3 separate regions of the Homo sapiens genome follow, and all the other regions are linked to region 2. Evidence: chromatin loops called from intact Hi-C (ENCODE). Cell type or tissue: ascending aorta. All regions are shown on one strand.

Region 1 (8,000 bases), 170 kb after region 2:
ACTAGCCACACTGAATTCCACTGGGGCTTGGAGGTTTTATTAAAACATTGAGCGGGGCAGGTGGCAGGTGCCTTGATTACACTTTGCTATGACCATTGATGGATCTTGTGTCCCTGTTACTGGAACTTCTCTAACTCAATAGAAGTCAGGAAGGTTTTAATCAGACACATTATTTATTTATCTCTTCTACTGGTTATACCATCATCTCAGCAAGGTGGTTAATTATTATTTGTTGGTAACTACAGAAAATTACCGTCCATATTGTTCTTTTTAGAGAAGATTCTGACCCTTAATCCTACACATGCTTTGAAGTCCTGTAGTCATACTATCTCTCTAAGGGAACCTTCCTTCAGCAGCCAAAGGGAGCTCTTTCTCCTCCAAAATACTATAGCACTTTGTCTCATTAATAGAAATTTCAAAAAGTTAGATTTTGTTAAGAGTTAGCAGAATATTTGCTGTATTTTTTTTCACCTTTGAGTTAGTCTGGGAACAAAAATCATGAACCCAGAATCTTTACTAATTAATTGAACTCTTATCAAATCTGTGTCCATGCAACCATCTCTATTCACTCAAAACCAACATCAATCCAGACCAGGGATTGGTAAATTTTTTTCTGCAAAAAGTCAGATGGTAAATATTTTGGGCTTCCTTTGTGGGCCCTATGGTCTGTTACAACTATTCAACTCTGCTGTTGTAGTATGAATGCAGCCATACACAATATATAAATAAATATGTATGGCTGTGTGTCAATAAAACTTTATTTACAAAAACAGGCAGTGGGCCAGATTTGTTTCTTGAGCTGTAGTTTGCTGACTCTGATGTAGACCATAAAATATCACCTTCAAATGACAAATTTCTGTTGATTATCAGAATTTAGAGTTATAACAAAATGTAAAGCAGCTGCAAAGTCAATTTGCAAATTACAAGACTTTGTGATATCTGTGAAAGTGATGTTGGATAGCTCCTTGAACTATCTTTAAGCTGTGGGCAAATGAGGAGCTGGCAGAATTAAACTAGTGAAAGAGGAAAAAGAAATTAATAACTATCACAACAACCTAGGAGCTTCAAGTGAGAAGGACTTGGATATCAAAAGATGTAGAAAAGTCCTTGAGAAAATTGATGAGCTATCAAATATTCTTGTAAAAATTACTTATTTCATAATCATGATTTAAGAATCCAGCCTAAAGCAAAGGGTGGTATATCTTCCTACCACAAAATTGAAGAAAAATTATGCCAACAGATAATGTAGTTCATACTTAATTCATCTATGAATTAAGACATTGCTGCGATTTCAAATTAAATGTTGATTAATGAAAAATAAACATGGTTTTATATTTAAATTTCTTTTTTGTTTTTTTGTTTTCTATATTTTAATTTCATATTTCAAATCAGTTCCTGGCCAAATGTTTTCCTTCATCTATTACTATAAGAAAAAGCAATCCCTATTTTGAGTGTTTATGTTAAGGGGGCATTTATTATGTGAATTATCCTTATGTCATACAGGTTTCCTTTATGTAAAATCTCATCTTCTTAAAGGAGATCTCAAAGTTCATGAGGGTAACAACCACATCTAATTTTTTCTTCTTTTTCACAGCTCCCAGAATCACATTTTATAACCAGTAGACACTATAAGAATGCATACTTCCTTTGTGACTCATGTCACCTAATTCCTCTCTTTTAAAAGGAATAGATAAAAATATGCAGTCTTCACTTTAGAGGGTAGTGTGGGACCATAAAATGACTGTGCAAACTGTAACCACATAATGCAATCTTAATCATTAGTGAAATAATTATGATTGTCCCATGACCTTAAAATTTTTCATCAAAACTTTAAAAACTCTCCTGCTGTTGGTTATAAATATGTAAGGAAATAAAAAAAATAGTAAAACTAATATTTATTTGGTACACTCTAAAATACTAGAAATGTTGAGGATTAAAGTATTTCATTTCTTTGTTTAAAAAAACAAAACAGAACGTAGTTTGAACAGTGTTCACCTTCTGCTTGTCGTATAGCTTACCACACAGAACAGACATGTTTCCTATGCCCTGTGCCTTGGTGAACTGTCATCCTCCTTCGTAAATTTTCTCCTTTTTTAGTTATTTATTTATTTGAGACAGAGTCTCCTTCTGTTGCCCAGGCTGGAGCGCAGTGGCGCAATCTTGGCTCACTGCAACCTCCGCCTCCCAGGTTCAAGTGATTCCCCTGCCTCAGCCTCCCAGGCACTTGCCACCAAGCCCTGCTAATTTTTGTATTTTTAGTAGAGACAGGGTTTCACCATGTCAGCCAGGCTGCTCTTGAACTCCTGATCTCAAGTGATCCACTCACCTCGGCCTCCCAAAGTGCTGGGATTATATGCGTGAGCCACCATGCTTGGCCTAAATTTTCTTTTAATGCCATGAAATATCTCTAAGAGTTTTCCTAACGTGAAGCATTTTACTGGTATCACCCTCTCTGGGATATACTCACCCTTTTTGTCACACTTTTCTCACTAATTTTAATAATTTCACCTTTGCTAAGTTCCTTTAGTAGTATATTTGGAGTCATGGCAATGACAACCTTACCATGTTCAGCTATTTCTTAACTCCATTATGGTCTGATTCAAATTTCACTTCTTACATATTACCTTTCTTCTAGTACTGTTGCACTTTCATCTGTGTTGGCCAATTTTCTCTTTTGATTATCCAATTTTGTAAAGTTTCATATGGGTTTATTACTGGGAGATATGAAGGCAACACACAACTACATGCTTTGCTGTCTGTGAATAACAGATAAATGGTGACCAATTACCAACAGATTTTGAAAGAGGTGACATGATCACTTATTGATTATGACCTCCATCTGTTATTTATGCAGTGAGTTGTGGACTGAAGAGCTAGCAACAAAGTGTGTACTCTATTCAGTTAACCATAGTTAATATACTGTGGTAATTGCAATCTAAACCACGTTGATAGGAGACTGGCATTATGTAACTAAACTATGGCAACTAAAATCTGTGTATATTGGAATTGTGCTAAGTGAAGGACAGCATGTATATATTTTTATTATGTAAAATATGTAAAATAACATATTACTATAAAGTTTCTCTTTGAACCATATAAAGTATTGTCATTCAAAAACTCAATAACAGTTTTTGAGCTCCATTACTTTCTACAGTTACACCCGAAACAACCTCATGAGACTATGCAGCTCTGTGAATTTTTCATCCAGTGAAATAAAATTTGCTTTTTGGCCAATGATTCATCCTATGCCTCACAATGGGGAATGCAGCTGTCCTTGTGCATGAGCAGATGGCCCTGCCCCACCTTCTGGTGATCCAGAACACAGGGAACTGCCTACACCTCCTTCCTGGGCAAATGCCCTGGGTGAGATGTTTAATTTGGTGGTGCAGGACAGCGAGATGCTGGATGGTGCTGGGACATGGTGGGAACTAACACTGGGCTTGGGAAGAGAAACAGGCTTAGGAGAAGGTCAAGCAGACTGTGGTAGCTCACACATTGTGATTTGGAATATGATAAAGAAGACCTTTTGTACCAGTTGACCTTTAGTATCATTTTTGTACCATTTGACTATGTAATAATAATATCAGGGATTGTTTCTGTCTCTAGAACTCCACAGATGATACCCATACATCTCCTGACCCTAAAGTCTTTTTCCAGTGTAACATCACCATTCAACAGCTCGCATATCTAACTCATTTAATTTTTTTATAGCAAACCAGAAAGAGAAAGTACACACTGTTTTATGTTCTTTTTCTTTCAGAATAGGGAGCTGAGATCCATAGCAGTAAGCCACATGCCCAAAGTCTCACTGAAGTCTCACCAGGAGTCCATGACAGAGTCACAGAAACCCTAAAAATAAGCTAAAAAGCTAGAGATGATGTTTCCCGTAGATTTATGGAAGGGACTTGATGATAGGACTACATAGCAAAGTGGAAGGTACATAAAAGAAGGGGAAAGTTAAACAGGAGTCCCCAAAGAATGTTCCTCTGGTCCCCAGTTTTTAGGAATGTGTTTTGATGACTCTTATAATTTCTACAACATGTTAATTTGCAATAATGATAGATAAAAATGAGAATATAGAACAACAGGGCTGTAAGCCCCTACTCTAGAGGGCCAATAATTTACTTACTCATGGATGAATTCTCATGCATGAATGATTTCCTCCCTTGATGGACTTCTAAGAGCAAGACAGTCCTGGGGAAAGACCTGCAGCAGTGGGTCTCAAAATTCTGAGGCTGAGGCATCTGCTGCAGGATCAAAAGTAGGCATTGGTAGGGGAGGCTAATGTTCTCAAGTGATAGCTGCAGAGGTGGGAATGAGATTAAAATATTGGTTTGTAAAGCAACATTTTCACCAAAGAGAGAGCTGCCTTTCTATCTGCAGTAACCTCTCTTCTTGTATCCAGCAAAGTATATGTTCTTCTTTCTTTTATATTAGCATCTTAATTTTCCTCTTGGAGAATTCTCCCATCTCTCCATCTCATATCATATTGTTTTAATGATCTCTGGGGTCTTAGTGACGGCAATAATTCAGCCATAGTTAAATCAACACATTGTCCTGGCCACGGTGGCTGTTAAGGGCCAGGCACATGATGCAAGACAGGAAATGATGCTTAATCCTAGGATGTGTGCTGAAAATGGTGAAATGGAATATTTTCTCTCTCTACCAGGATTGAACCTGGGAAAATATAAGCCTTCATCTGCTAGGCTCCACCATGCAGACAGCCTATCAGAGGAAAGCTTTCCTTTTATGGACTCACAGAGTTCTGACAATATTGTTAGAGGCCCTGGATCCAACCATGCCTTATGTAAACTTCTCTGTTATATGATCAAATAGTATTTGTAGTGTTGGGGGAGAATTAGGCACAGCAAAAAGAAGGGTTTTACCCAAAGTTACATAGCTGGTCTGGTGAGTGGCAGAGTTAGAATAACAACCCAAATATTTAAACTCCGAGTTCAGGGCTAATTTTAGTCTTATGATACAGAGACAAGGTTTTTGGAAGCAAAGAAAACATGTGAGAGATAAAGTTAGTAGAGCCATAGTTCCAGGTAGGAGACAAATGTAGTAGCAGGAACACACAGAGGCTAGTACCTCAAACCATATAGCAGTACAACCATAGCGCAATGCAGAAATCTTGCTCTGTGATTTTGGTCATTCAAACATGACCAAACAATGTAGTTAATGAAACATCTATTTCTGGCTTCAGAAGGCTGGAGCAAAGGTTTTATGATTTACTCAGAAATCACAAAGAGAGGTAATGAGGGTTTTTAAATGAAGCCATTTAGATTTCCTATTGTTCAGGATAGATGGTAACATAAGAAAAATCCCTATTTCACTTAATTTTGAGAATGTGCCAATGTCATGATGTTAAGCGTAGGCTTTGCTTGATAGATTGAAAGACCGGCTGAAAGAACCAAGACTGCTTCAAGTGGCCCACAGTAGTACCTATCAGACTTTGCAATGACTTCCAATTGCTTTTCTAATTATTTATGTTTGTCCTTGTTCCCAAACCTTAAAGAAATTCTACAGGATCATTTTACTTTTCCTTTAGATTATTACCTTGTAAAAGCCAAGTTCCAGCAAATTACATAGAAATGTGATAGAGTTAGGTTAAAATGGTTCCTTGATACAAACACATAATTCTACCAAGAAAGCCAAAGTTAAACATGTCTTTCCTTTTTTGGACATGCCTATCCTCAGTCGTTCCTCTAGACAACTCCAAAGGAAGGCACTAAAATACCTCGAGTATGCCCTTGTCACTCTCAGGAACATATTGTGTCTTATCTGTCATTTTGTCTTCCAGACAATTCTATGTGATATGATGAGGTTGAATGGCAACAAACATTTTTTTTATTGCCAAAAAAATCTAGAAAATGATTTCATGTGTTTGATGATTTTAAAAAAGCCAGTTCCTTTTTTTTTTTTTTTTTTTTTGGTTTCTGACAATGAGAGTAATTCTTACAAATTAAATGGTGGAATGGTCTTTGTTAGAGGAGAAAGAAAGCTCAATATATAAAAGAGATGGTAAGAATTATTCTCAAAAAGTTCAAATTTTCAGACTTAGAACAAGCACACTGAGGGAACTGTTAAATAGAATTACTGTACTCCTGGCTAGTTTTTGAGGAGCCTCGTTACAGTAGAAAATGTCATAGATTATTGGAGTTAGGCAAGAACAGTGAATCAACTTCTGGCCAATTAGTACAATGTCAATTTTGGAGGGAGATTTAGAATAAGGTATTTGAAGATGTAGTTTTTGGACCCTGTTATGAAGTTGTAATAAACAAAGAGAAAAGATACTTTCTGTTAATGGTAAATATTGCAAGGAAAAACATATTAAGTTTATGATGTAGTAATATAAGTTAGCCTTCATTTTTTAATGATATCATTAATTCTCATTGGCGAAAATTTTGCCTCCCTCTTGATCCCGAGGCATTTAGCATTGTCTGGAGGCATTTTGGTTGTCACAGATTATGTAGAGGAGTGCTACTTGCATTTGGTGGGCAGAGGGCAGGGATGTTGCTAAGCATCCTTCAATGCGCAGGACAGCCTCTACCATAAATAATTATTTGGCCCAAAATATCAAGAGTGCTGAAACTGAGAAATTCTGGTCTAGAGAATGCATTCTCAACAACAGTAATAGTGCCTCTGAGGGCACAACAATTGGTTTTTAGGGGATGAGAAATCTTATTATTTTTATGTATAAAGAACAAATACACACAGGGTACATGCACAGATATCTGGTATATCTGTGGCATTAAAATTTCACAGGGCAGGGTAATGAAAAAAACAAAACAAAACAAAAAGTCTCAAAAGGTCCCTTGTGGGAACAATCATGAATAAAAAGATTGGAAACACTTACTTAGAACAGGGATTAGAGAACATTTTCTGCATAGGGCCAGACAGTAAATCTTTATCCTTTGTGGCCATGTAATCTTTGTGGTAACTAATCGACTTTGCCATTGTAGCACAAAAGCAGCCACAGACAGACAATACATAAACAAATGGGGATAGCTATGTTCCAATAAAACTTTACTTAAAAAAAGAAAGAGAAGGGCCATATTTGGCTAATGGGCCATAGTTTGCTGAACCCTGGTTTAAAGATTAGTATTGAAACCATAAAAAAAACTAACGTGAATGCCTTACTAACATGTAGCTATGTTAAGATGATTTTGTGTGTGTGTGTGTGTGTGTGTGTGTGTATGTGTGAACAGTAAGAAAGACTCAGTTATCTGAGCAATTAAAGGCAATTTCCCTTTGAGTACAATTGAAAAATTGTCTCTGCAAATTTGATGAATGGATTAATATCAAACTTGAAGGAAATCTCTGATGATATACCAGAAGGTGATATACCTGGCATTTCAGTTTTTAAACAGTATTTAAAACATAAAATCATATAAATTCAAATTCATGAGACATGCTTATCACATAGTAAAAGGCTGGATGTGAGGATGGAGAAGAACTGCATTAAATGACAATTAGAGGCCACAACAGAGAGGAATTGGCGACTGGATTTGGGATGAAGAAATATAATGAGGTTTCAATATCAAACTGCTGCTGCAAAAAACAGCTGGTCTGCTTTCTGAGGTATCACATAGCACAATAAAAGCCACCAGCTTTAGTTTGTAAAGTTTATATCTTCTCCACTGACTCCTCAAATGCTAAATCAATAACTTAAATTTAAGGTAGTTTTTAATCTACTGAACTTCATCACTGGTACCAAAATATAAGGAACTTATATTAGTAGACTGTTTTTGTTTTGGTTTGGTTTGGTTTTTTGGTTTTTTTGTTTGTTTGTTTGTTTTGTTTTGTTTTTTGACAGAGTTTTCAATCCTGTCACCCAGGTTGGAGTGCAATGGTGCTATCTTGGCTCACTACAACGTCTGCCTCCCAGGTTCAAGCGATTCTCCTGCCTCAGCCTCCTGAGTAGCTGGGATTACAGGTACCTGCCACCATGCTCAGCTAATTTTTGTATTTTTAGTAGAGATGGGGTTTTGCCATGT
Region 2 (8,000 bases):
GGAGAATTCTAACCTCAGTTCTGCCATTACACTGCAAAGAACCAGAGAACAGAGTGCACCTACAACTCTTTTGGGGAACATCAGAAAGTCTTTGGGTCCAGATCATGGGAAAGGCCACAGGAGACTTGGTTATACTGGATTTGGAATCAGTGGAGTTCTAGTCTAGCTGTGACTTCGAGTCCCAGTTCTGCCTGGGAAGGCAGGTGACTCTGGGAAAGCCCTGTTCCCTCTTTAGGTTTCAATCTCTGATTTGTAGCCTCATAGAGTTTTGAAAGCAAGGTCCTGCCTGCCAATGAAGTTCAATGATTTTTCACAGCCTTTAGGACTTCCTAAATTTTCATGAGTAAATTTCAAAAACCTGAAGTGCCGGATTGTGGGTCTGCTGAATTCGTTACCCTTTGGTGGTCCTAAAGATGGCAAACAACAACAGTGTACAAGTTATTCATTTCCCTACATAAGACTACCTAATTTGATTTCAGTTGAGGACCAAAAATCAGGCCACAAAGGGTTAAACAGGTAGGCAATGGACATTATGAGGCTTTCATGAGGACCACTCTTTAGTTCATCCAAGTATATTGTTCTTCTTTTTTTAAACAGCTCTCTCTCTCTCTCTCTCTCTCTTTCTCTCTTGATTTCCATGAAACCTCTGTGCTTAGCACTACTGAGCTAAGAAAGAGACCAAGAGACCATTGCAGGATCAAATGGAGTTTCCTTGTGATTTAGAAGCCTGAGATTGCCAGCTCAAAATCAACAAGAATTATCCATTTAATTTGAATTAGTGGGTTTTATGAGTCTGTTCTCTTTTTTATCAGTCAGGCATTTGAGCACAGCACAAACTATTTCTTTCTTTGTGGGTGTCTCTCCCTCTTAATCACTGTTTCAGTATTGTACAGGTAGAAATCTCATAGTTTGTCAAGGCTGAAAGGGACCTTAGGGATTATCTAGAGTATGCCCTAGGTTGTTCCGATGGGGAAACCGAGGCCAAGTATAGGGAAGAGATTTGTTCAAGGTCACCTATCTGAAAGAACTAGAACCCAGGTTTCTTCTCTCACTCCCATCTTTATTATAATAATTTCTCCTATATTACTTCTCCTTTGCTTTGCCTCAGACAAAAATTTTATTTACTACAGCTGCTTACCCTTTCATTCTACCAACAGATAATCAATAAAGCACTTCAGGGATTTCTATTACAACAGTATAATAATACTTAAATTAATCAGAAATCAGGTCATAATACTCTTACCTAAAATTACTTCTCTAATTAGCTTTAAGTAGAAATAGACAATCTCTTTCCTCCCCTTCCTCCCTTCCTCTTGTTTTTCACACACAAGCTATAAAGACTTTTTTGCATTAAAGTTAAAAAGAGGCTTATATTTTTCCTATTCTCTTGAACAAAGATAATGATTATTAAAACAAAAAACCCTTACCTATATCTCCAGGCACTCTAATTCAGTTACCAGCCACTGAACACTTCAAAAAAATAAACAACAGGATATTTATTGTTGTTACTATTAATAATAACAACAGAAACAACCACCAACTAGAATGTATATGTCACAGCTTACCAAGCTCTCTCTCTCCATATAATAATAATGTCTAGCAGGTATTACTATAGTAACACCCTTGCTGATGAAGTAACTGAGTCTCTAAGAGATTAAACAACTGACTCTAAATCATTAAACTACCAAAATAACAGTGCTGAAATTGAAGTTGAAGTCTCCCATTTCCAGACCCCAGTTACTTATCACTGTGTTGCCTCTCTGCACATCACTTGTTCTTGAATGTTTTTATTTTAAGGCAGCTTGGTAGTTGGTGAGTACTCTGGTCCTAGAAGGAGGGGACTTGAGTTTTAGGCCCCTTGCCAGCTAGGTGACTTCTTCTTCCCCTAATCACCCAGCTTATACTTTGGATGCTTCAGTTATAGACTCACAGAAGGTTGGACTGGGACAGAGCCTTTAGTCTTGCTAATTCCGTGCCAGGCCTCACGAGCATTTGGCATGCAGCCACACAGTAAGAGCAATTCTCATGCTATGTGGTCACATGTGTTACCTGTCTCCTCCATTACCTTTGGGATCTCTTGAGTACAGAAAATGTGTCTTATTCACCTTTATATATTTGCTCCCTGGAAATAGAGCCTGGCACTTAGTAGGTCCTCCAAATATGTTTACAAAATGAATAAAAACTCCCGTCCAGCACTCTCAGTTGACATGAGAGATGACTTGCCTAAAATCTCACAGCCAGCTGGTAGCAGAATTGGAACTAGATCCCTCACCCCTGGACACTCCTTTTGGTATCTTTCCACATATCAAAATGATGATGATAATACTGTTACTAATAATGATTGCAGCCAACATGTATCAGATGCTGACTACATATTGGAAACTGTGGGAAGTGCTTTCTGAGAATCATCCGACTTAATCATCCCAACAATTCTAGTAGGTGAGTTGTATTTTTATTCCCATTTCCCAAGTGAGAAAACTGATATATATCACTAGAAAGATAAGAAAATTGTGTTAGGTTAAAATCAGCTTGAGATTTCTCCTCACCTTGTAAATGTCCTCCAGGCAGGCCCCTAGCCCAACATAAAATATAAAAGCCAGTACCAGGACAAAGGCCAGAAAGGCTTCTTCCTGTATAAAATAAGACAGACTTTCCTGGCACCCTCAACAATACATGTCCTGGCCAAGAAATCACAAATGAGGAGATGTGCTCATTAGCCACCAGCTTCAGACCTCTTAGGACTCCTTTATTTGGGTTGTCACTCAACGTGGCCCTATTTTGCCCAGTCCTTTTGTGAGCATCTCCTGCTGATGCTTATTTGTTTATCTGAAAGGCCAGACTCTCTGGGATAGGCTCATTAAGAAGACATTCCCATTCACAAGGGCCCAGGAGAATAGCAGAGATGCAATATTTCTCGCATGCCTCCCTCTTCCCATGCCAACGCCACAATAGAATGCGCTCAGCCTAGAGCCAATGAAAATTCAAGTATGCACAAAATGTGCTCTGCTGGAACACAGCTTTGAAGAAGAAGCAGCCTCTTCAAAGCTCTGGGCATTCTCTCACCTTCACCGCGTAGTCGTCCCCTGAGCTTTGCATCTCACAATCATCCTCCTTCTTTGGATCTGATCAGTACCATGAAATCATGCAATAAGGGTAATATAGCCAGAGGCATTTCCAGCCAGGAAGAACTGTGGAGATGACTGAGACTATGCCTGTCAACACCCTGGCACTTTTGCCAGCCAATCCCTGATCTCCCATCCACGGCTGACAGCTCTAATCAATTGTGGCATTCTTCCCAGCTGAACTTGGATGATGTCTCAGAATCTGTCTCAAAAAAGCACTCTGGGCAGAAGAGAAAAACTTATCTAAAGGTAAAGTAACTCTCTCCTTCAGGATGAATGCACAGGAGGTGCTAGAAAATGTGCCTCCCGCTTGCCACTCCACTTCTCCTTCTGCCACAACACCTTTCTTGATGGTGTACTCTTTGCGGGTCATCTCATATGAGCAGGTCCTAATATCACCATCAGATTCCAGCTTCCTGAGAGTAGGGCCCACACCATTTGCTGATTTTCTGGGTACTCATCAAGCTGTGGGGTACACATGCTGCTTAGTTGACAATGGAAGTGAATAAACCTCATACCCCAAGTGTGTGACAGAGATACTTGAACATTTCAAAAAGGATTTATAGGAGCCACCTTGGATTAAACAATCGTATATTACACAACCATTCTCTGATGAAATATATTAGACAACCACTAGAGCACTTAGAATATTTTGAGGTGCCTTATTGGACACTATCTAAGGGTAACCAGTTATGGGAAGTCTAAAAGGCTCTTATATGACTTAGTTTCTCACTTAAAATGGCATGGCAACTTCTTAAGTTTTCCTACCAAGGTAGCCTAAAAGCAAGGGAAAATGAAGGCAGGAAATGAAGGCCTCTGGGGACCTGAGGCATGGGTCAACAGCCCATGGGAAGCAAGATATAACTTTGGAATATAATGTTTTATCTCTAAAATTCATTTTGGCTTGGGTCCTATTCCAAAATATAGCAATGCTCATTTTAATAAAATAATATGCTTTCTCTAAAATTTATATGTAAATTTGATGGTGTTAGGAGAAGTATCATATTTATCCCATGTTTATCTTAGGGATAAATATGAAGTTACGGCTTCATGTATTTCTTAGTCCAAAGGTCAGAAAACTATGGCTCATGGGCCAAGTCTAGCCCACCACCTGATTTTGTACGACTCATGTATAGTTTTAACATTTTTAGGTGGTTGAATAAAAATTTTAAAAAGATTACTTAGTGACACATGAAAATTATATGAAATTCAAATTTCAGGGCCCATAAATAGTTTTGCTGGAACATGTTCATTTATGTGTTGTCTTTGGCTGCTTTCAAGCTACATGGCAGAGTTTAGTAGTTGGGACAGACAGTGCCTAAAATATTTGCTACTTGGGGCCTTTACAGAAAAAAAATTCCCCACTCCTGTCTGCCTGCCTGTCACTGGCTACCCCGTGAGCCTACATGTCCCCATCATGGACAAATGTACTGTGTAATTAGTGACTCTCAACTGGGGGCAAGTGCCCCCAGTCGGCAAATATCTGGATATAGTTTTGGTCATCAGAACTTGGAGGAGGTTGGTTTGCTGCTGGCATCTTATAATGGATAGAGGCCAAGGATACTGATGAACATCCTCCATTGTGCAGGACAGCCCCCCAAAACAAAGACTAACCCTGTGCAAAACATAGGTAGTGCTAACGTTGAGAATCGCTGGAGTAAACCATGTAGTGTGAGGACTGGTTCCCTGCTCCATCCTGCATTTCTTTCCTCATCTCAATCAGATACAAATGGACTTTTGATATTAGTAATCCAGAAGGAATTACTCATTCAGGCCTGAGAGAAGGACATTCTGAATATCTATAGTGAACAAGGGGGACTCCTTATTCTATTTGACTATAGGAATTATTAATAAATAATAGTAATACTAGTACTCAATTGTTATGAAGCACTTACTATGTGCCAGGCATTGAGCTAAATATTTTAAATTTATCCTCTCATTTAGTCATCATTTTGGCCTTGTAAGTACCATTATGACTTCCATTTTACAGATGAGAAAACCGAGGCTTGGAGAAGATAAGGCGCCAGAGGTCACAAAGCTACTAAGTTAATTTTCAGAAGGATATCAGAAATTTATCTGCTTACCATTATGCCATGAACTTCCTAGAATACTCAGACTCTTCATTTCTCTGTTTTAATGTAGGAAAAAAAATTGTCTATTCTGAAACCTCAGCAAGAAAATAATTGCCACCTCAAAAGCCTAGCCTTTAAGACACTATCCTTAGCACAGATGTCCTTTGCTATAAAATGGAATGCTTTGTAAACTCAAATGGATTGAGCCATTTTGAAGTTGGTGGCTGAGCAACACTGTTTGATAGCTGTATGATCCAGGTTTGAGAGACTTCTTGTAGGACATACATGAGCCTGTTGACTCACTGAGATGTTAAAGCCAATTAGCATCTAAATAGGTTTATTATTTCTCTCCCAGATATAATCAGAATTGAAGAACCATTGCCAAAGGGATAACTTTGCAGAGAAAGTAGATAGGTGCTTGAAGCAATGCATCTCGGGGATAGAGAATATTGCTCTCGGTTTTGGCAAGCCTAGCTTAGAACAGAAACAGAAAATATTTGCCTTTTCATGAATCAGTGTGGATTATCTGATGGGCCATTGCTGACAGTGGGTAAGAGTGTGAACAACAGGAAAAGACCATCTGGTTTAAATCCTAATGTTGTCTATTTTTAATAATTAGTAAGGTAAGGCTGCACTGAGCCTATTAACCGAATAGTAACCTAAGGTTCATAAAGCCTCAACCTTAGCTCTGGTTGCAGCTCTGATAACACATTTGTGAACTTGGGAAAGTTAGATCACTTTTCTGGGCCTCTGCTTCCCCAGTTGTAAAATGAGAATGATGGCACTTTTCCTCTGCACCTCTTTAGGTTTATGAGGTCCGTAAGAGCTAATATATACACAGAAAAGGCTGTAAGTAGTTATGCCTATCTGCAGGAATCTTAATAGTTCAATGCCCAGGAATAGGAAACCCAAACCATATACAAAAACCTACAACACACTGAGCCAAGTTACCAGCAGATGCTCTTGCCAACAACCTTAAGAAAGAAGTACTAAGCAAACACAAAAATGTAACAAAATACAGAATTCAGGTCAATGTTATTATCATTTTATATCTGGGCTATCCCAGGTTCAGGCGGGCCAGGCTCAATCGGGGCTTTTTGCCCCATACAGCTGCTCAGCAGCAGGGAGGGATACCTATTGTTCTGACACCCGGAACAGAGCTTGGTCCCACAGAATACAGTGGTTCTTGAAATAAAGATTCACAATTTTATTTGGCCTGAAATTCTGGACTGCATCCATTGCCTACCACCCAGCTGATCTGAGACTGCTTACCCATGGCTGGCTTTATAAACAATGCTGTTTACACAATTGCTGAACTGTAGCATAGACCCTTAGAGAAAATAAATTAGTAGAAACGAAGTGCTTGTAAATCTGGGCATTACTCCACAACTTCAGATTCAAAGGCAAAATATTTACTGATTACCTACTACATGCTTAGTGCCTTACTAAGCATTAGAGTGGGAGCAGACAAAGATGTGGCCTCTGTTCTCCATGAACTACAATTTAGTTATGAAGACCTGTGCTTGTGCCTGAAATTATAATGCTATCAGACCCCCCCACCAAAAAATAATTGGTACAGGCAACAAGTGCCGTAGAACCTGGGTAGGCAACTGGGTAGATTTGACATCACTGATGGAAGTGGGATTTCAGCAGAGCCTTGAAGGCAGTAGAAAGGATGGGAAAGGGCATTCCAGGGTGTGAACAAAGACATGGACTTAAAGACATACACACAACAGATTCTCTGGGAAACGTGTTTGGAGTTTTGATATAGAAGGCCTTCAAAGTCAGAGTTGGAAATGTGAATTTTACTCTGAAGACAAGAAAAAGCCATATGAAGTTTGAGATTCGGAGAGCTCTAGGCAATGAAGGGCATGAAGGGAGGAAGGCATAAATTTTGATATGGCTATAATAAGCTAGGTACAAATTAGTGAGGGTAAAGACAAAGGTGGTGGCTGCAGAAATGAAAGGAAAGAATGTATGCTGTTATTAAGGAAGACTACATAGGACTTTGTGAGTGAAGAATTGCTGTGAGCCAAAGAAAGAAAGGAATAAAAAAGATGTTATAATGAGAGCTTAATGATGACACCATCATTAGTCTTCTGACTCAGTAAAAGCCCATTAAAAAAAACCATTTGAATCACTCGACTGTTTCTGATGATATTTTGATAAACTAGATCAGTGCTTCTCAAGCTTTAACATGCATACTAATTAACTAGGGACTATCAAGGCACAGATTTTAATTCAGTAGGTTTGAGGTGGGCCTGAGATTCTGCATTTCTAACAAGTTTCCAGGTGATGCTGATGCTGCTGGTCTGTGAAGCAGATTTGGATTAGCTTCTTGCTAAAGTTCATCTTCTTTGATTTTCATGCCAAATGCTAAGTACTATATTAGGAATTCTTAAACAAGGTGGATTCAGGGAAAGGTCAGTTAGAGTAACGGCCAATTGCAATCCTACAGTTAATAAATGTAGACTGCTTCGTCACCCGTGTTTAATAGAAAGACCTATAGCTTACTAGCCTGGAGACTTGGGTTTTAGTCCTAGCTCTATCACTCTCTGATTGTGGATCCTTGAGCAAAAACAACAACAAAAACCCACAAAAACTCAAAATAAAATAAAGTGGGACAAAACCCCAAATCTACAGCTTATTTCCTATATTTGAGAGCACCCATTTATCCCTGACTTACTGGCTTCCAATTATACTGTACTCGGAATAATTCCAAATTTCTTATTACTGTCTACTAGATCCTTCATAATCTGACCCCAGCCTACCTCTCTATTTTTATCTCCTACTATTCTTTCCCTTA
Region 3 (8,000 bases), 330 kb before region 2:
CACCCAGCACGTGAGTGGCAGAGCTGGAATGAGAATAAAGCCTGCTGGTTCTCAGCCTGGATTTTTCTCCTCTATTCTGGGTGGCTCTGTCCATCTCCCCAGTCAGCTCCCAGAAGGGCTGTTCACCTAGCTGAGTCTTACTGCAATGGGGACTGCTGCTTGTTTGTCAAGCAGGGCATTAATGGTAACACTGGATCCATAACAAGAGTGTGAAATCATTGCAATCAATGGTAGCCTTTTAGTACCTGCTGATTGAAAGGCAGGGGAAGTGAAGAAAGGAAAAGGTGGGGAGAGAAGTGACATTATTTCAGGGAGAGAAGAATAGGTATTTCTTTTTTTCTTCTTATCTGTTTACTCCTTCTCTCTACCCCACTCAGGGACAGCCTTATGGAGTGTAGAAAGAGGCAGTATAGGACAGAGAAATGGACACTGGCTTGGAGTCCAGAGACCTAGGCCTTATCTCTGCTGTGCTCTGTGACTTGGTAATTCTGGCCCTCCTCTCTGAGCCTGTTTCCCCATTTAATAAAATGAGGCAGCTGGATGACAGAGCTCATCAATTACTGTGTATTGTCTCATTCTATTTGGAGTGGTTGCTAATGTGAACAGCACATGGCTCTTTTTTTGTCATTGTTATATCCCATAGAACCTGGGACCAGGGCTCACAGAATACAACTGCAGAGGGTGCTACCTCCTCTTGGAGGTGGGCAATGTGGCAACTTACGAGCCCCTAGCACTTGGTAGGTACTCAATAAATATTTGTAGAATGAACGGATGTGAGCAGATGTCACATAGGACCCCATGAGAATTGTTCCACCCTTATAATGTCACTTCTTTAGGTCTTGAAAGCCCTTTCTACTTAAATCTTCTTTTAAAATGCAAACCATTTCAGGGTCGTTTGGATTTTAAATTTTAAATAAATGACATCTTTTGATTGAAAGAAAGCATGGGGTCCAGATTAGTGATGTGGAGTGAGGGAGACTGTGGAGAATATGTAGAAGGAGGGAAGAAATGACTGAGCAGAAGATTCTCAAGGCCAAAAGCTTGGATATGGTATGAAAGTTGCATTCCTGAACAATTAAAGAAAATGATGAAATCTTTCAAGCATCCAAAATGAACTGACAATATAGTACACACTTAAAATTTACCAAGTTTGAGAAATAAAATATTGCACATAAAAATGACTCTTGTGTGGCTTTCCCCATCTTTCTCCATTCCCAGAGCTAACTGTGATCTTCCCCAAATGCTTTTACATTTATTACATATATATGCATGTATAAACCAAATATAAAATTTACATATTGTATAGCTTTATGGAAATGGAGTCATACTGTATCTTTTTGCAATTTACCTTTTTCTTTTAATATTGTTTTTGACATGCATCCATGTTGAAACATACATTTCTAGTTGATTCATTTTAAAATGTGGTAATTCCTTGAATGACAATAATTTGCAGTTACTTTTAATTTTCTTGTTGATGGATGTTGAGGTTGTTTCTGAGTTTTTGCTATAACCAACATGCTGTGATAAACTTCCACGTAAGTACTGCTACATGTGCATCAGGTTTTCTGGTGCATATACCTAAGAATGAGATTGCTAGGACATGGTATAGTCACATCTTCAAAGTTATTAAATGTTGAGACAAGTTTCTAATGGGTTGCTACCAATTTGTACCCCATAAGGCAGTGTGTGAGAGCTCATTCTCCAGTGATGTTGGCCAGTCCTGTGAAACACACAGTCTCACTTCTTCATGCCATGACCAAGGCCTGGACTACTATTCAAACGCCAACAGTCTTCTCGACACATATTATTTATAAGGAGGAAAGGTGGAAGGAACAATTTTAGGGGACATTTAATTTGAGTTAGATACAAATATATACTTTTAAAAGGTAGTACTATGTAGGCTTTATAATCTGATGGGTTTTAATCCTGGCTCTGTCATTTCCGTTGTTTCCTAGTTGTATAGCTTTACACATGGTAGTTTGCCTCTCTGTGCCTCAGTTTTTCTATGTCAAATAAAAAAAAATAGTGTTCACCTCATGGGTTATTTGAAGGATCAGATGAGCCACTACTTGTGACTCACTCAGCACAGTATATGGCCTAGTCGATAGTAAGTGGTCAGTATGTGATAGCTATTAACATTATTATAGGTCATGTTTCCCAGGCATTACCATCTTTTTTTGCTTGAGGATTCCTTTCTCAGCTGAGAAGCTCATGTTAAAAAATTTTTTTTTTCTATGCTGAACAAACTGCATGAACTAAGCAGCATTTAATTCTTTATTTCATTTTTAGCTATCAAAGCCATCTGGGACTGCTAACCAGCTTCTGACTAGCAGAAGGAACAGTGCTGATACACGGAGTTGATGTAATTTCAACCCAAAACAAGGAAACTTGGTTTTTAGTTAGCCAGAGTGGCTTCATCACATGTAAATGTGTGGCTTTCATCAGGTTTTTAGAAATATTGTTTCTAACTATTGACTACCCATCATAGACTCTAGACTGTGACTGCTGATCTAGCCCTACCTCTTTTTTCCCAGATGGGAAAATGGAGACCCAAAGAAAAGCAGGACATTTCTAATGGTTCCTTCATGGAGACAGTTACTCACTTAGTGGCCAGGTCTGGTCTGGTTCACATACATGACAAATTAGAAGAGGGGTATCTGGTTATCTATTGCTCCATAATAAATGTCCCCAAATTTCAGTGACTCAAAGCCGCAATTTATCTTCTTTCATGTTTCTGTGGGTTGATTGGGCTCAGCTAGGTGGATCTCCTGTGGGCTTGCTGGTGAGGTTGCAGTCAGATGGTGGCTGGGATGCAGTCACCTGAAGGCTCCACTGGGCTGGGCATCCAAGATGGTTGCCTCCCATGACTGACAGTTGAAGCTGGCAGTTGCCAAGAGTGCCTCCACAGGGTCTCTCCGTGTGGTTGTGCATGTCACAGCATGTTGGCTGGCTTCTCAGAGGGAGCATCGCAAAATTGAGTGGTCCAAAAAAGGAAGCAGAAGCCACCTGACTGGTTGAGGGTTGATTCCAGAACTGAAACCACTTCTACCATATTCTTCTGGTCCTTGTAGTCACAGGCCCACCAAGATTCTAGGAGATCAAGTAGATGTCACTTGCTGATGGGTGGGTGGGGATTGGGGGGGCAAAATCACATTGCAGAAGACCGCATGGGATGGGGAAAGTTTTAACTGTCTTTGGAAAAGGGAGAAAAACTTCTGTCATGACATCTTTATTTTCCCCTCCTCCAAAGAACTTGCAAACATCTGTGGTAACCTGCTGAGTGATATAAATGAAATTGTGGCTTTTCTTCCCCAACTCTGTCAGCCCTGGGGGCAGGAGGGAGATGCATTCCAGTTGAAATAATCATGGAAAATGTGAAAAATCTTTCACTGTCTGGCAGAACAGGAATATTAAATATTTTTTAAAAATACCTTCTTGGAACAACCATGCTCATACTCATAAGAATGGAATTATTTTTAAACTTGTTTTAGAAAATGTTCATAATAAAACATCCTGTACTTGAATTATTAAAAACAATGTTGAGTAAAGAATTGCTTAATTTAGTAAATAATTCTAAAGGAAGTCGTTATTTTCTCCAAAGTTGAATTTGCTAAAAGCACTCCAAGAATTTTATTACAAGCACGACTGCATAATGTAATTGTGTAATTAGTAATACATCTGACACTGTTGGAAAGATTTAGTTTTACTTAGGGCAGGAACAAAATGTAGTTCTTATTTTTTAAGACTGCATGAGGGACACTGTCTTGTTTTGCTGGTGGAGATTTTTTGTTTGTCTTAAAAATATATTGTATGATTGAGGTAATAGAGAAGATAACCAACATTTATTAATATTGGATCTGTGGATAGAATATGTAGTTTGAAGTTAGACTGACCTGACCTAGGTTTAATCCTGGTACTACCTCTTGCTACCTGTATTTTTTTTTCCCAAAGATCTCATTTTCTTTATTTATAATAGGAATAATAATGTCTATTTCATGAGACTGTCTTAACTCTTAAATGAGATAATGTACAAAGATTGTGCTAAGTACATAGGAGGTACAGATGGAGTATCCTTACTTCAAAAATCTGAAATCTGAAATGCTCCAAAATTCAAAACTTACGGAATTCTGACATGATGCTCAAAGGATATGTTCACAGGAGCATTTTCAGATTAGGGAAACTGGTAAGTATAATGTGAACATTTCAAAATTAAAAAAATCCAAAATTTGCAATGCTCCTGGTCTTAAGCATTTCAGACAAAATAAACTCAACCTGTACTAGGTTAGGTTCCTTTGTCATTCCCATCTGTTTCTGTTTGAGCACTTGATTTTGTGAGTGGTTGGTTACGATGGTCAGTTTAAGTTCCATTTCAGTTGTGTTTGTTGGACACAGGCAAGGGTTGGTGAGTAAGCTCGACTGTCAATTTTTTCACCGAGATACACCAAAGAAAGTGCCTGTTCAATACATCGACAACCTATGTGCTTACAATGCCTTGAAATAACAGTTATAAGCTACATTTTACATCGATGAACTTTTCTTGTATTATTTGGTTTGGAGGTACAAATGTTGATTTAGAGGTTAGGAAGCTATTGCTGTAATGTGAGGGGTGGTGACTTCTGCATGACTGACAAGCTGTGTTTTGTCTGAGTTTTAGATTATATTCCCAGTGTAGTAGGCAGAATTCTAAAATGACCTCCCATGACCCTCACCCTTGTAAAACCTCCTTCCCTTGAATGTAGGCAAAACTTGTGATTATCACAGGCTGTCACTCCCAGGGTTATGTTATGGCATACAGCAATTGTGTAGCTGTTATAAAGGGTAGTAACTGGTTGACTTTGAGTTAATCAAATGGTTGGGCCTCACCTAACTACATATCGGCCCTTTACATCTGAGACTAGAGGTTAAAGATGGGAAAAGTGAGAGATTCAAAGCATGGGGAGGATTCAATGTGAGAAGATTCTCCATTGCTGGCTTTTAGAGATGGAGGGGGCCACATGGAAAGGCCGGAGAGTGCCTCTAGGAGTTAAGAGTGACCCCTGGCTGATAGCCAGCATGAAACAGAGCCCTTAGTCCTATAACCCCAAGAAATGGAATTCTGCGTACAACCATGAGAGCTTGAAAGGGGATCCTTGAGCTGTAGAAAGGATGGCAGCCCAACACCTTAATTTAAGCCTTTTGGGACCAAACAGCAGAGGGCTCAGCCATCTTATGCCTAGACTTCTGATCTACAGAAACTAGGAAAAAATAGTTTTACCGTACTGTTTTAAGCCACTAAGTCTGTGGTAATTTGTTACACAACAATAGAAAACTAATTTGCCCAGTAATTCTCATTGTGAGATCTTAAGTCGAATTGTTTTCTTTCCATCATTGTCAGTTTCCTTGCCTTCAAGTAAGAGGATTTTCTAGTCTAGAACACTGGTACTCATAATAATTATGTATTAAAATCACTTAGATTGTGAGGGGAAGCTTTAAATGTAGATTCCAGACCTTTCTCCTGATGTCCTGAATCAGACAATCTGGGAGCAAGGCTGGGGGCTGCATTGTTGACTGGTTTCCTAGGTGATTCTGATGTTTGTGGGGCTGGATCCCACTGGGCAGGACATCTGCCTATACCCTGGAATAAGAATATACAGTCTCTTCTAGCACTGACAGGTAAAGTTGGCAGGGAAGTCCTTTTTTTTTTTTTGTTACAGTCGGAGTTACAGCCAAGTATATGCAGTGCTCGCTAGGTGTAAGGCATCTCATGAGGACTGTCTACCTTCTCTTGTTAAATCCTTGTGATGAACTATAATGACCTGTAAGGTAGGCACAATTATTAGCCAGTCTTCACTGTAGCTTGAGGAGACAGGGCCAAATTTACACAATGCATAAGGGGTAGAACTGGAATTTGAACCCTGATCTTTGTCATTCCCAGTTGGGGGCTCTTAACCACTAAGTACTCCTGTGCTGTGAAATGGAGTGTCCATTCATTTCTGTATCTGTAGTGCTAAACACACTGTCTGGCACGTGATAGATGAATAATAAACACATTTTGCTTATTAAATTCTCTGGAACTCCATTGCGCCACCCAGTGCAGGGCAGTTTTTGTGACAATGGAGAGGGAGGAGGAGGACCTGGCCAGGACCTTCACTATGTAAGGGCTCCCTGCCCACTGCTGCCTCTCTGTGTCAATTCTGCCTCGTTTTCTTTCTCTACAGTTGTCTCTTTATGTCGGATGAGCTAACAGCAGCCACTCCCATACTGTCGGATCCTGCTTCCCTTGCCATAGCTGATTAACCCAGGGTAAGACACTGGGAATTGGAAACTTGGAGTGGAAAGACTCTGATCATAGTGGTCTCTGGAGCCAAATCCCATTCCATGGCAATGTTCTGGTAAGAAGGCCCACACAGCCTTCCCTGCTGCCTAGACCCCTGGAGCCAGCCCACCTCCTTTCTTGAACATTCCAGCATCTTTCCATTAAGTTCCTTTTGTGGCTTAGGAGGTTCTCTTTGTGACAAAGAACCTCTGCGAATGGAGGAGTAGAGACTTGCTGAGCTGGAGGGCATCTGAAATGCCATCTTCTGCTTTGTGTCGTCTGGCTGGGCGAGACAGGGCACTCTCTGCTTGATGCGACTCCTTCAGACCCTTCACACTGGCCCAGTTTTCTCTACTCATTCATGCTCTTCCCCACTTCCACTACCTCTCCAAAATGGACTCAGCTTAGAGGATGCCGTACAAGCCCCACCTCCTCCATGTGAAAGGCTTAAAAGAGCCGTGCCATAAATATTTAAGATATCTTTCCTCTCTGCTTCATTCCCTGACATTTTCTCCACCTTTAATTTTCACTAGTTACAACACAGGACATTCTTAGGGTAAGAAAAATCTATTTTCTGTATGAATTGTCGCAAATTCCAACTTAGTGGTATCATAATAGCTAATATTTTTGTGCTAACTCTTAAAAGCCAGGTTTACTAATGTAAGTTACGTGCTTCATGAAGTTAGATGTGCTTAATATGATTTTCTCAAAAAATTCATTGAGGTGTCATCACTATTATTCCTTGTTTCATAGATGAGGAAATTGAGAGGTTGAAAAGTTCTAAATGAATAAAATTATATTCCAGAGCTGTCTGTGTCCAAACAGTGATAGCAAGATCAAATTGTAAAGCATCTCTATTTCCTTTTTCTGCCACCATCTCCATGCCATTTATTTTGGATATTGGAAAAACAGAAAGACAGTGCTGAACATTTCAGGGTAATGTGAGTGGTAAAAGAAAGTTGGACACCAAAGGAGGTCATGTAACTGGTGAGGGTGAAGAATTCAGGAAGACTTTCCTGAGAGGTATGGCAGATTATATTTTCTAAAGAAGGCTGCAAAAATATTTTCCATCCCACATGTTTTTTCTACAATCTTAACACTCCTACATGAAGAGGTAGGGTCTGTGTCCCCTCCCCTTGAACATGGGTGCATCTTTGTGATTGCCTGGACAGACAGAGTACAGAGGAAGGGACATAATGTGACTTCTGAGGCTAAGTCATAAAAATGCCATGTTCTTTTATTTTATTGAGAAGCTCCCTCTTGCAACTCAGTCACCATGCTGTTTAGAAGCCCAAACAACTGATTAAGAGGAACTGAAACCAATATCCCTGGCTGAGTTCCCAGCCAAGAGGTAGCACCATTTTTTTTAAGCAGTGTAAGTGAGTGATCTTGAAACTAGATCCTCTAGTCTTCAGATGAACTACCCCAGCTGATGCCATATATAGCAGAAGTAAGCCATTCCCCTAGGTCCTGCCTAAATTACAGATTCATGAGCAAAATAAATGATGGTTGTTTTAGGCCATCAAGTTTGAGGTGCTTTATTAAACAGCAATAGATTAATGATACAAAAGAGGCTTTGAAAGATGGGCATCTTTCCAAGCAAGGTTCAGAGGGCCATATGCTGCTTATTGACAGCTAGTAGAAGTAGTAATAAAAATAAATGTTATTATAATAATGATACCACTCTTAGTAACTGTAGTGGTAG

The links. A loop is a pair of places that touch in the nucleus more often than their neighbours do. Peaks named below come from ENCODE experiments on the same cell type or tissue, not always from the same donor. Only the 100,000 strongest peaks of a DNase experiment are listed, where the experiment ranks them.
Region 1: a loop joins it to region 2, with 4 times the contacts of the local background. A loop is called at or near these places in 3 of 110 quality-filtered maps.
Region 3: it touches region 2 in a loop (3-fold over the local background); 3 of 110 quality-filtered maps call a loop at or near these places.

Annotation. Positions count from the first base shown.
Region 1 is chr5:153,396,426-153,404,425 of GRCh38, reverse strand. No RefSeq gene overlaps it. Among named protein-coding and RNA genes, the nearest start is that of GRIA1, 90 kb to the left of the region's middle. In ascending aorta, no CTCF peak of the experiment used is centred here; a DNase peak (open chromatin) is centred at 4,585; H3K27ac peaks cover 2,277 bases.
Region 2 is chr5:153,567,819-153,575,818 of GRCh38, reverse strand. The region is part of intron 2 of GRIA1 (glutamate ionotropic receptor AMPA type subunit 1); the gene reads right to left. Among named protein-coding and RNA genes, the nearest start is that of GRIA1, 81 kb to the right of the region's middle. In ascending aorta, no CTCF peak of the experiment used is centred here; DNase peaks (open chromatin) are centred at 1,965 and 4,508; H3K27ac peaks cover 6,078 bases.
Region 3 is chr5:153,896,558-153,904,557 of GRCh38, reverse strand. LINC01861 (long intergenic non-protein coding RNA 1861) reads left to right here and starts at 5,571. Exons shown (of 4, transcript NR_146729.1): 1 at 5,571-5,652; 2 at 6,198-6,371. In ascending aorta, no CTCF peak of the experiment used is centred here; a DNase peak (open chromatin) is centred at 3,327; H3K27ac peaks cover 7,072 bases.